Regions from separate parts of the Mus musculus genome. Here all the other regions are linked to region 1. Evidence: chromatin loops called from intact Hi-C (ENCODE). Cell type or tissue: left cerebral cortex. All regions are shown on one strand.

The links. A loop is a pair of places that touch in the nucleus more often than their neighbours do. Peaks named below come from ENCODE experiments on the same cell type or tissue, not always from the same donor. Only the 100,000 strongest peaks of a DNase experiment are listed, where the experiment ranks them.
Region 2: a loop joins it to region 1, with 2.7 times the contacts of the local background. A loop is called at or near these places in 11 of 42 quality-filtered maps.
Region 3: a loop joins it to region 1, with 2.3 times the contacts of the local background. A loop is called at or near these places in 3 of 42 quality-filtered maps.
Region 4: it touches region 1 in a loop (2.9-fold over the local background); 13 of 42 quality-filtered maps call a loop at or near these places.

The regions. Positions count from the first base shown.
Region 1 is chr13:51,288,634-51,291,133 of GRCm38, forward strand. All of the region lies in intron 2 of Gm46414 (a long non-coding RNA gene), which reads left to right. Among named protein-coding and RNA genes, the nearest start is that of Gm46414, 81 kb to the left of the region's middle. In left cerebral cortex, a CTCF peak has its summit at 1,420; DNase peaks (open chromatin) are centred at 1,026, 1,250, 1,551 and 2,477; H3K27ac peaks cover 1,333 bases.
Region 2 is chr13:51,399,391-51,401,890 of GRCm38, forward strand. The region is part of intron 1 of Gm32834 (a long non-coding RNA gene); the gene reads right to left. Among named protein-coding and RNA genes, the nearest start is that of S1pr3, 8.0 kb to the right of the region's middle. In left cerebral cortex, no CTCF peak of the experiment used is centred here; DNase peaks (open chromatin) are centred at 1,196, 1,557 and 1,990; H3K4me3 peaks cover 967 bases; H3K27ac peaks cover 914 bases.
Region 3 is chr13:51,207,208-51,209,707 of GRCm38, forward strand. It overlaps Gm46414 (a long non-coding RNA gene), which reads left to right and starts at 1,434. Exons shown (of 5, transcript XR_001780947.2): 1 at 1,434-2,079. In left cerebral cortex, a CTCF peak has its summit at 1,340; DNase peaks (open chromatin) are centred at 932 and 1,380; H3K4me3 peaks cover 544 bases; H3K27ac peaks cover 1,322 bases.
Region 4 is chr13:51,403,760-51,406,259 of GRCm38, forward strand. All of the region lies in intron 1 of Gm32834 (a long non-coding RNA gene), which reads right to left. Among named protein-coding and RNA genes, the nearest start is that of S1pr3, 3.6 kb to the right of the region's middle. In left cerebral cortex, no CTCF peak of the experiment used is centred here; DNase peaks (open chromatin) are centred at 992 and 1,413; H3K27ac peaks cover 977 bases.

The sequences.
Region 1 (2,500 bases):
ATAAAAATATCTTCAGCTCTCAGCTTAATCCAGCCTAGAGCCTTCTGTGAAGAGAAGCCTCAAGTAAGAAACTGCCTAGATTGGATTGGTCTAGCAGCACGTCTGTAGGAGATCGTCCTGATTGTTAATTGATGTGGGAGGGCTCAGCCCACTGTGGGCAGCACCATTCCCTGGACAGGTGTTCCTGGGTTATCTAGGAGAAGTAGCTAAGTATAAGTCAGTGAGCCAGTCAGCAAGCAGTGTTCCCTCATGGTTTCTACTTCAAGCTCCTGGTTGAGAGTTCTTGCCCAGATTTCCCTCAATGTTGGACTGTGACCTAGAAGTGTAAGCCAAATAAATCCTTTCTTCCCCTAAACTGTCTCTGGTGGCAACAGAAAGCAATCTCAAACTTGTTCTAAAACAATAGTCATCTTAGCAAGAATTCAGATGTCTGAAAGCACAGGGCTGCCTGATTCAGAGAATTGAAGTCCAGGGGGATTGAGCCAGGGAGAAGAAGCAGTTGAGAGGCTGTCTTCTAGATAAATAATCAGGAGTATGAACTTGAACCTGCACATTTGCACACATCTCAGAGAGGACAAAGGAGAATACTGCATAGACTTGTTGGGGGATCTAGTGAGCTACTTTAAATTTGCTTCCTCTCAAGGTCAAAGGGTTAGATGAAGAGTGTATTAGTCTGGCTTCATTGCTGTCACAAAACACCTGATGCAGACAATTTATGAAGAAGAGGTTTCTTCAGTTTGTAGTGTTAGAACCTGGAAGGTCTTATTGGCTCAATCTCTGGCTGGGAACTCAACAGTGGAAGACAGGCAGCTGAGGGAGTCAGAGATCATGCTTTGAAAGAGAAATCAGAAAAAGACTTTGGCGAGAACTCAGGAGACAAGAACTTCCTTCCACAGGCAAGTCTCAACAGCTCAAGGACTTACCATTAGACTCCATTTCTATAAGTATCACCACCTCTCACGTTGTCAGGATGATGGCCAAGTTCCCAACATACACCCCTGGGAAACAAACCACATCTGAACCATAGCAGTCAGAATGCAGGTGGGGTCCTTTCCCTGTGGGGATATCAAGTCTCTCTAAGAGCAGAACGTGTGTTAGGCTGTGGTGTGTGTCCAAGACAGCTTTGTATCTTTGAAAAGAAAGAAATGAGATATGAGGAAGTCAGAACATCTTGGAAGAATGAAAGGACATGGCGAGGCTGATGAATAGAAGGTTAAAGAAATACTGCTCTTCTGTTTGTGCAACTGGGGCAGACTAGGAACCTTGGCTCCTATGGGAAGACAGGAAGAAATTGAGCCTTGCTAAAGAAGACAGGATTGGAATTCTTTTTTTTCTTTTTTTTTTTTGAAGTATAAATAGATCTTGAGGATCGCTAAAGGGAACATCTGCTTTCTCTAGTGACAGAATTCTATATTGCAGAGAGTAGCCATGCAAGGAGGAGATATAAAAAAATAAATAAGAAGAAAATTCGGAATGGAGACAAGAAGAATGGGTACCGTTGCCTAGCAACTCATGAGCAAGAAATAGCAGTAGCCGCTGATGGAAGACAAGCGATGTAGCCCTTCACACTCAGCCATGAAGAGAGAACAGCCCTGCTAATAACCACTGATGAAGGAGAGGGATAGCCTGCAGAGAAGCCCAGAGAGCTAGCGATGGAGGCAGATCACTCATAGCCTCTGTCGAACTGTACAGTTGTGGTTAGCAAGGGCGGGGCCTATGCCTTGTACATGCAGAACCTGAGTTCTATCCTTGAGCTGTAGCCCCAGCCTGGGAGAGAGCCAGAGTTAGTAGCAGTGTTGACAGCTTCCTTCCTTCCTTCCTTCCTTCCTTCCTTCCTTCCTTCCTTCCCTCCTTCCTTCCTTCTTTCCTTCCTTCCTTCCTCTCCTTCCTTCCTTCCTCTCCTTTCTTTCTTTCTTTCTTTCTTTCTTTCTTTCTTTCTTTCTTTCTTTCTTTCTTTCTTTTTCTTTCTTTCTTGCTGTTGTTTGCTTGATTAAAATTTTTTTTACATTTATTTATTTATATTATGGTGTGTGTGTGTGTGTGTGTGTGTGTGTGTGTGTGTGTTGGTGTACACATGGAAGTCAGAAGACAACCTTCTGAGATAGTTCTCCCCTTATACCCTGTGAGCTTTGGGTATGAAACTCAGGTGTCAGGCCTGGTGGTAAGGGCTGAACCACCTCTCTACACCAGTTTGTTTGTTTTAGGCAGGTTCTTACGGAGCTCAGGCTGGCCTCAAACTCTTGATGTAGTCCAGCATGACCTTGAATTTCTGTTCCTCCTGTCTCCATCACTTGAACGCTGGGGTTGAAGGATGGACCGCCATGCCTGGTTTATGTGGTACTGGGGATGGAACCCAGGGCTTTGGAAATCCCTCTGCACAGAATCCAGGAAGAAGCAGCCAAGCTGGGGAGAGGGAGCCGGGCTACCCTTTGCAAGTCTCCCATCATGCAAGCCACACGGTTGCCATGGAATCCTGGGCAGGCAGATGGCTGCATCCTCC
Region 2 (2,500 bases), 110 kb after region 1:
AGAGGAAGGATGCCGGTGTTATCCTCACTGCAGTAGAGCAACCTGACCTACCACCACCCTCAGGGCAAGGACCACTCAAAGGGATCCCGTGGCTTCCATCTAGAATCTTCTAATCCAGCTAATGCTGGCTCAGAGCTCAGAGACATAGGAAATGTCAAGGTCAAAGGTCTGCCAAGGGTCTGTCCCCCTTTTCCCTTCATCTCTGCACTCCAGGGGAACCAGTTGCTGTCCTTATTGCTGTGGCAAAAAGTGACTTAAGGAAAGAAGGAGTTAGCCCATCATTGCAGAGAAAGCAGGAAGGCAGAGGCATGAGAAAGCTGGTCCCACTGTGCCTAGAGCCCGGAAGTGGGGGGAAGCTGGTCCCCGGAAGTAGGGAGGCATGGGTGCTGGTGCTCAGTTCCCCTCTCCTTTTTATTCATTCTAGAGCCCCAGCCCATGGGGTGGCACTCCCCACATTCAGAGATGGTTTCCCCACTTCAAGTAGCCCAGTTTAGAAAATCCCTCACAGACACATCGGAAGGTGGGTCTAAATCCAGTCAACTTGATGACCTTAATCACCACACCAGGTGTTGGTCATCCATGGAGAATGGTCAGCCCACCTCTTCCGAAGATACCACAATTTCCCAGTGTAATCAAAATAGATCCAGGAGACTGCAACCGGACTAGGAAGGAGTCCTAACAAGGGCCAAGGTGAAGCCATAGCTGGGTTTCTCCCCAGCTGTGCAACCTTGGCAAAATCAAGGACTCTCTGTCTCCTGTCTTAGTCTGAAGCTAACCTCCTAGGGCTGTTCTGAAAGAGCAGTCTCTCTCTCTCTCTCTCTCTCTCTCTCTCTCTCTCTCTCTCTCTCTCTCTCTGTGTGTGTGTGTGTGTGTGTGTGTGTGTGAACTCATTGTAAAGAAGGCCCTGCCCACACCCGCAAGAGGCTGGCCTTGGTTGCTGCTGGCTCCTCTTGCATCATCAAACCCTCTGTCCTTCAGTTTGTCATCCACCGCTGCCTTTGATGTTTGGAAGAAGGAGGAAATCGACAACTGCTTCTCAATTCATCTCCACCCTCCGCGTCCCACCACCACCCTTAACCAAACCATTTGGTGACGGAGAAGAAGCAAGCTTATTCCAGAACATTGCAGACACTTGTTCAGAAGCCCAAGGGCACAGTGGGAGCGCGCACCAAACTAGTTCCAGCAGGAGGCAGGCAGGTTTGCTCCTGACCAACCAATCCACCTTCAGTTGCTCAGTGCCCGGCACACTACCGGGCATTTCTGTTGAATGACGCAGTTTACCTCCTCTGGGAACTGTCTGGAAATGAAGCGCCCCGCGTCAGGCAGCTCCCACCATGATTTCCCAGGCGTGGCATCCACAAAGACACTTTGAGAGGAGTAATTTGACAGAGAGCCCCCCGCCCCCAGGTTGCTGAAGTGTGGTGCTCTGACTGGCTGTGATATTCACATGCAAGCTCTGCAGACACTTTCCTAGCCAAAACGAAGTTGTTGTGTGTGTATGGGGTGGGGGTGGGGTGGAGGTGGGAATCCAGGCCACCCACACCCAAAGCAGGGTCTTCCAGTTAGCGTCATTGGAAACACGCGCATGCGCGCAAGCCCCGGCTAAGTTTTCGGTTCTCTGTCTGCTGCCAACCTGCTTCTGAAAGTCTGAAGGCTCTGTTCCAGCTGAAAGCCCCACTCCCTGGGTCAGAGAAGTTAACGATTCCCCCCACCCCACACCCCACCCCACCCCGCCCCCGCAAAGTCCTAAGGTTACTTTACAGTCATCACAGCTAGACTCCCGGTATCCCTGGGATGCCATGGCCTGGATGCTGCCTCTTTTGAGCTAATGCCCCAGGGTGCTGTTTGGTGAGCAAAGTTTAAATTCCCATTTGCACTTGAGCCTTTCACGTGTTAAATAGCTGGTTCTGAGTAGGATCTCTGGGTAGGAGCTGTCCGCAGCCGAACAAGCAGGGCGGAAGCGAGATCATGGTCATGTGACAGTATGCCAACTCTTCCATTTATCATCCGTGTGTGGCTCTTTTGAGTTCCTCTTTCTGTGCCTTGTTTTCTCACTTGCAAATCACTGTGATACCTATGTCCCCCACAAAAGGGTGTCTGAAGCAATCCAAGCTGCCCCCAAAACCCCAGCTCATGGGGAGGGGGAGGCAAGTGTTCCTTCTCTGCCCCCAGCGAATCTGAATCTTTCTCCTAGTGTGTTTATGCTTAAAAGGGCTATAGTTTCCTGGTCTTGGGATTCTATCTAGAAAGCACTTCCTGAACTAACAACTTGAAGCATTTCTCCCATGATGCCAACCAAATATATTTTAAAATGTTCAATACCTATAGTTACCAGAGAAATGAAAAACAAAATGGCAAGATTCCATCCCACCCCAGTCTCCGTGGTTATCATCAAAAAATAAATAAAAAGTAGAGACGGCTCAGTTGGTAAAGTACTTGCCCATGCAAGCCTAAGGAACTAAGTCAATGGCTAGAAACCACTCAGAAAGCCTGGTGTGAG
Region 3 (2,500 bases), 81 kb before region 1:
CTGGAGAGAGCACCCAAGGAGTTGAAGGGGTCTGCAACCCTATAGGTGGAACAACAATATGAACTAACCAGTACCCCCAGAGCTGGTGTCTCTAGCTGCATATGTAGCAGAAGATGGCCTGGTCGGCCATCATTGGGAAGAGATGTTCCTTGGTATTGCAGACTTTGTATGCCCCAGTACAGGGGAATGCCAGGGCCAGGAAGTGGGAGTGGGTGGGTAGGGGAGCAGGGTGGGGGGAGGGTATAGGGAACTATTTGGGATAGCATTTGAAATATAAATAAAGAAAATATCTAATAAAAAAATTCCCTGAGCCATCTTACAGACACTTTTTGACAATTTCTTGACTGGGTTTTGTTGTCCAGCTTTAAGATTTCTTTTGGTGTTTCTGGTTCCCAATTGGGTTTCAAATGATCCACTGCCTTCAATAAGCCGTAGGGCTAAAGGGTAGACAGAAGTCTAGGTGCCAAGTCCCTGTTAAATACCTCCTTGGCAAATATGGTCTCCCATTCTTCAGCTTTCTTCTCATTTTCTCCATAATCTACCTTGATGCACAAAATTAAAATCTTAACCAACTCTAACTTGGGTATTTTTTCTTTTCTTGCTGATGCTTTTGGGATATTGCTGAATCTACTGGCAGGTCCCTCAACCAAATCAAGAACCCTCAAAATTCACACTTAGGTTTCATTATGAACAACGCATTATTAAAGTTGTCAGCTAGAGTTTTCGGACGTATGAGGCAATAGGTTTGAGTGCCTTGCGGTAACAAACTATGAATTCTCTCGCAGTGAATTAACACGACAGAAGCCAGATGCCATTTACCACACAGCGCAGCAAGCCCTGAGTGCTCTTCCCACATCTCACAGCTGCAGAGAAGAAGAAAAACCTGGGAGGTGTATTGAGAAATCAGCTCTCAAAATGTCTATTTTTTACTTGCTTTCCATTGGCCAGCAGCACTCAGTCACCGGGTCTTCAGCTAACTACAAGGAAAGCTGGGAAATGTAGTTTTCTTTGTGAAGGAACGTCAATAGGCGTCTGCACTGGCTCACCTGCTTGCTTTCTAGTCAGTCGCTAGCTTCGCGTGTTGAGCAGTACACAAAATAAACGAAACTATATATTTTAACTGAAGACATTAGAAAGTATCGTTCAGAAATTTTAGGGCTCATTCTTTTGCCTCCTTTATACTATGATAGATAGTTTATGCTGTAAATACAAACGGTTTTAGTATTTTAAAATTTCTGTGAGTTGCTTGTCTAGGGGTAGTAGCCTGGAGTTCCTGGACAGCTATTTGCTAATTGAGACTCTGGCGATGCCTGACCCAAGGCAGTGTCTGTGAAGTGTCTGCGACGCCCTTGAGATGGCAGCCTGCTACCGAATAAAGAATGTGAACAGAGCAGCCTTGTTCTGTGGGGCTCCCAGGATGTGTGGTCAGGGATTGGAGGATGGGTCGGGGCAAAGCAAAGGATGGAGACAGAGTGAAGATAGGCGAAGAACAGAGAAGCAAGGCAGGAGGGAAGCAAAACAAAGGAGAGGACGGGGAGAAAAGAGGAGACTCCCAAGACAGCGAGAGGGGCTTCTCCCGTATGCCTTGATCCACACACAGAAGGGAGAGCAGCGCCGAGCTGGGTCATTATTGGACATGTTGCCAGAGAGCTGGGACCAGACCTTGAGAATCTGTGTGCTCACATGTGTTCACACATGTTCTCCCGTGTGTTCACATGTCTGCACGTGCCTGCAAAGGCCTGTGACCAACCTCAGCACTGCTCCTCAGGAGCCACCACCTCGTTCTCTGAGATTACTGACCAGGGGCTCGCTGTCGTGGCTAGGCCCGCTGGCCCTCAAGCCTCTTGGATCCACTCCAAACACATGGCAACACACCCAGCTATTTTACACAGGGGGACGGGGATTGAACGCAGGCTGTCACGCTAACATGGCAAATGCTTTTCTCCTACAGATTTCCGAACTGTTCGGTGCTTCTGATTCGGTTCATCTGAAGAGAAGCACAGAGCCATAAGAAGCCTGAAAGTTTTCATCCCCAGCCGCTCCTACCTAGTGTGGCCAGCGTAGGGACCAAGATGCCAGGTTGGTAGTTAATTAGAAGTGGCCTAGCCTGGGGGGGGGGGAGGGGTAGCTTCTTGGATTTAACACAAAGCTCTGTCCTTCTAGTGATGTGACAGTTGTAAATTGGTCCCTTCTCTGTACCAATCCTCCTCTGGGGAAGGCAGGCAGGAGGCTTATATAAAAAGCATATTCAATTTTTTACAAATGAGAAACGTTCTGGAGGCTGGAGTGATGTCTCAGTCCGTAAAGGACTTGTCCTGCACGCCCGAGGACCTGCGTCTGATATCCAGAACTCATACCGAGTGTGGTAGTTTGTGCTTGTAATTTTAGGGGTGAGAGTGGCTTAGGCCACTCACTCGGTGAGTTCCAGTTCACTGAGACATTGTGACTCAGAGTGGATGCCACCTGAAGATAGTACTTAAGGTTGACTCTGGCCTCTATG
Region 4 (2,500 bases), 120 kb after region 1:
ACCAGGACAGGACCCATGAATGTTCACACTGTCTTTGGCTGCCTGCACAAAACAACTTAACATTCTAGGGAGGAGTGAGAAGGGATCCCTAAGTCCCGCCCCTAACTGAGGAGCTATTGGCAGTTGGTGGCTTCTGAAGGAGGAAGAGTCGGTTTTGTTAAAGCTGTGGCTCCTGGTAGGTCAACCAGATTCTGGTGGTTAGCTCCACATCTAGAAGTCTGTGGACAGCACAACTTAGGGTGAATGGATTATTAAATATTTTTAAAAGAGAACATGAAATTGGGGGGGGAGGTAAGGAGGTGGGGGATGGATCTGAGAAGAGTGGAGAGGGTGAATATGGCCAAAATATATAAATTTCCTCAAAGAACTAATAAAAATATCTTAAAATCCATAAATAAGATAGTGAGTGATTGAGGAAGATACCTAGTAGTGTCTACATGCATAAGGACACATGTTCACACATTTTTCACAACCCCACTTCACACACACACACACACACACACACACACACACACCCCACAAAATTAACATAAATGAATCAATAAATGCAAGTGGGAAAAATGGGGTCTGGCCATTTGAATAAGTATGGCCCCTGTGGGTTCCTATCTTTAAATGCTTTAGTCCCCAGGGAGTGGCACTACTTGAAAGGATTAGAAGGACTTGGGGGAGGGGTGGCCTTGTTGGAAGCAGGGCATCATGGGAGATAGGCTTTGAGGTTTCAAAAGCCCATGCCAAGCCCGGTGTCTTCCTCTCTGCCTGCAGATCAGGATGCAGCTTCCAGGGACTTCTCCAAGGACATGCCTGCTGCCATGCTCCCTGCCATGGTGACAATGAACTAAACCTCTGGAACTGTAGGCCAGCCCTCAGTTAAAGGCTTGCCTTCATAAGGGTTGGTCATGAGGTTTCTCTGCAGCAACAAAACAGTGACTAAGACCGGGAGGAAAAAGGAATTCTTAGACATTTTTGGTAGGAATATAAAGAAGTACAGATGCTACGAAAGAAAGAAAAAAAAAAGAACTAAAAATAGATCCAGCCTATGAGTCAACTGTCCTACTTCTGGGACTGTAACTAAAGAGGTCCTTGCATGGCATCACACACAGTGACAAAGACAGCTCAGGTCCCCGTCGCAGGCCAATGCTCTGACCATGGCTTCCCTTTCTCTTTTCTCTGTCTCTTGAGTGCTGGGATTGCCACTGTGCATGGCCATATTCAGTTTATACTGTGCTGGAAATGGAACCTAGGGCCTCGTGCACACTAGGCAAGCACTCGACCCACTGGGCCACATGCCCAGCTCTGCCTTGTCCTTTAGATCAGCATAAGGCCATGGAGGCACAGCTGCAGGCTGACTGGGTGCTGGAGGGGAGAACACGGCACAGTAAAAGACACGGGAAAGTTCCATCATATTCTACAATGCAAAGGCCAAGTCCAAACAGCTCTGCCCACATGCCGCCGGCACACAGCTGCGAGCTGTCACTGTAGGATAAAGACCTCAAGTTTGGGTTTCTCTACTATGAAGCTAACATGGGTGCATTTAAAACAACTCAATTATGAGAGACGGAATAGAATGAGAAGGCTGCTGTCCACACCAACAATAGCCTCATACTCTCACACGTATCACAAACACCACACACATAAACACACATCACACACCTTACCACACACTATACCCATATCACACATAAACACATGCATACACATACATCACACTACATACACATACTCACACGTCACTACAGATAACACCATGCAAACGTGTACGTTACACACCGCACACATCACAAACATACACATACAACACCATACAAGCACACTGTGCAAATGCACACTCACACATGCACACACACCCACTCCTGAGATGCACACATCACATACCACACTAATCACCACACTCATATCACAAGAGGGAGCACCTGCGCACGCGCGCACGCACACACACACACACACACACACACACACACACACACACTCTTCTCATTACAGATAACGCTGCACACAATCCACATCTCACGAGTTCTCATAGCACACACCACACAGACACGTGTCTATGAGTGTCTCTGAATACTGTCAACGTCTTTCTAAAACACAAACTGTGAGAAGAACAGTTCCTGGAACTCCTGGCTGACCTCAAGGATGACTACAGGACAGAGTAGGAGTGTGGTGATGAGGACAAGGCACTTTAGTCACTTGGCGTTGGCCGATGGCTGTCACGGAATGAACTCCCCTGTGAAGGCTGTGGCAGTGAGTCAAAGGATCACCGTGCTCCCCAATAGGGTCGTGTGGCACACAGGGCCATGCTCCATTCCACAAGCCCAGGGCCAGCTTCGAATACAAGGCCATCTCTCCCCAGATCTGAGTGGTGCGTACCGGCAGAGAGGAAGTGGCTTGAGGTTGTCTGTCAAGTTGCAGAGTGACCACAAGACCCAAGCCCCCAGTATTGTCTCAAGCGAGTTCCTTTCTCCCATGCTGCCTATCTACAATAAGTTCAGCCTTTTCTCTGGAA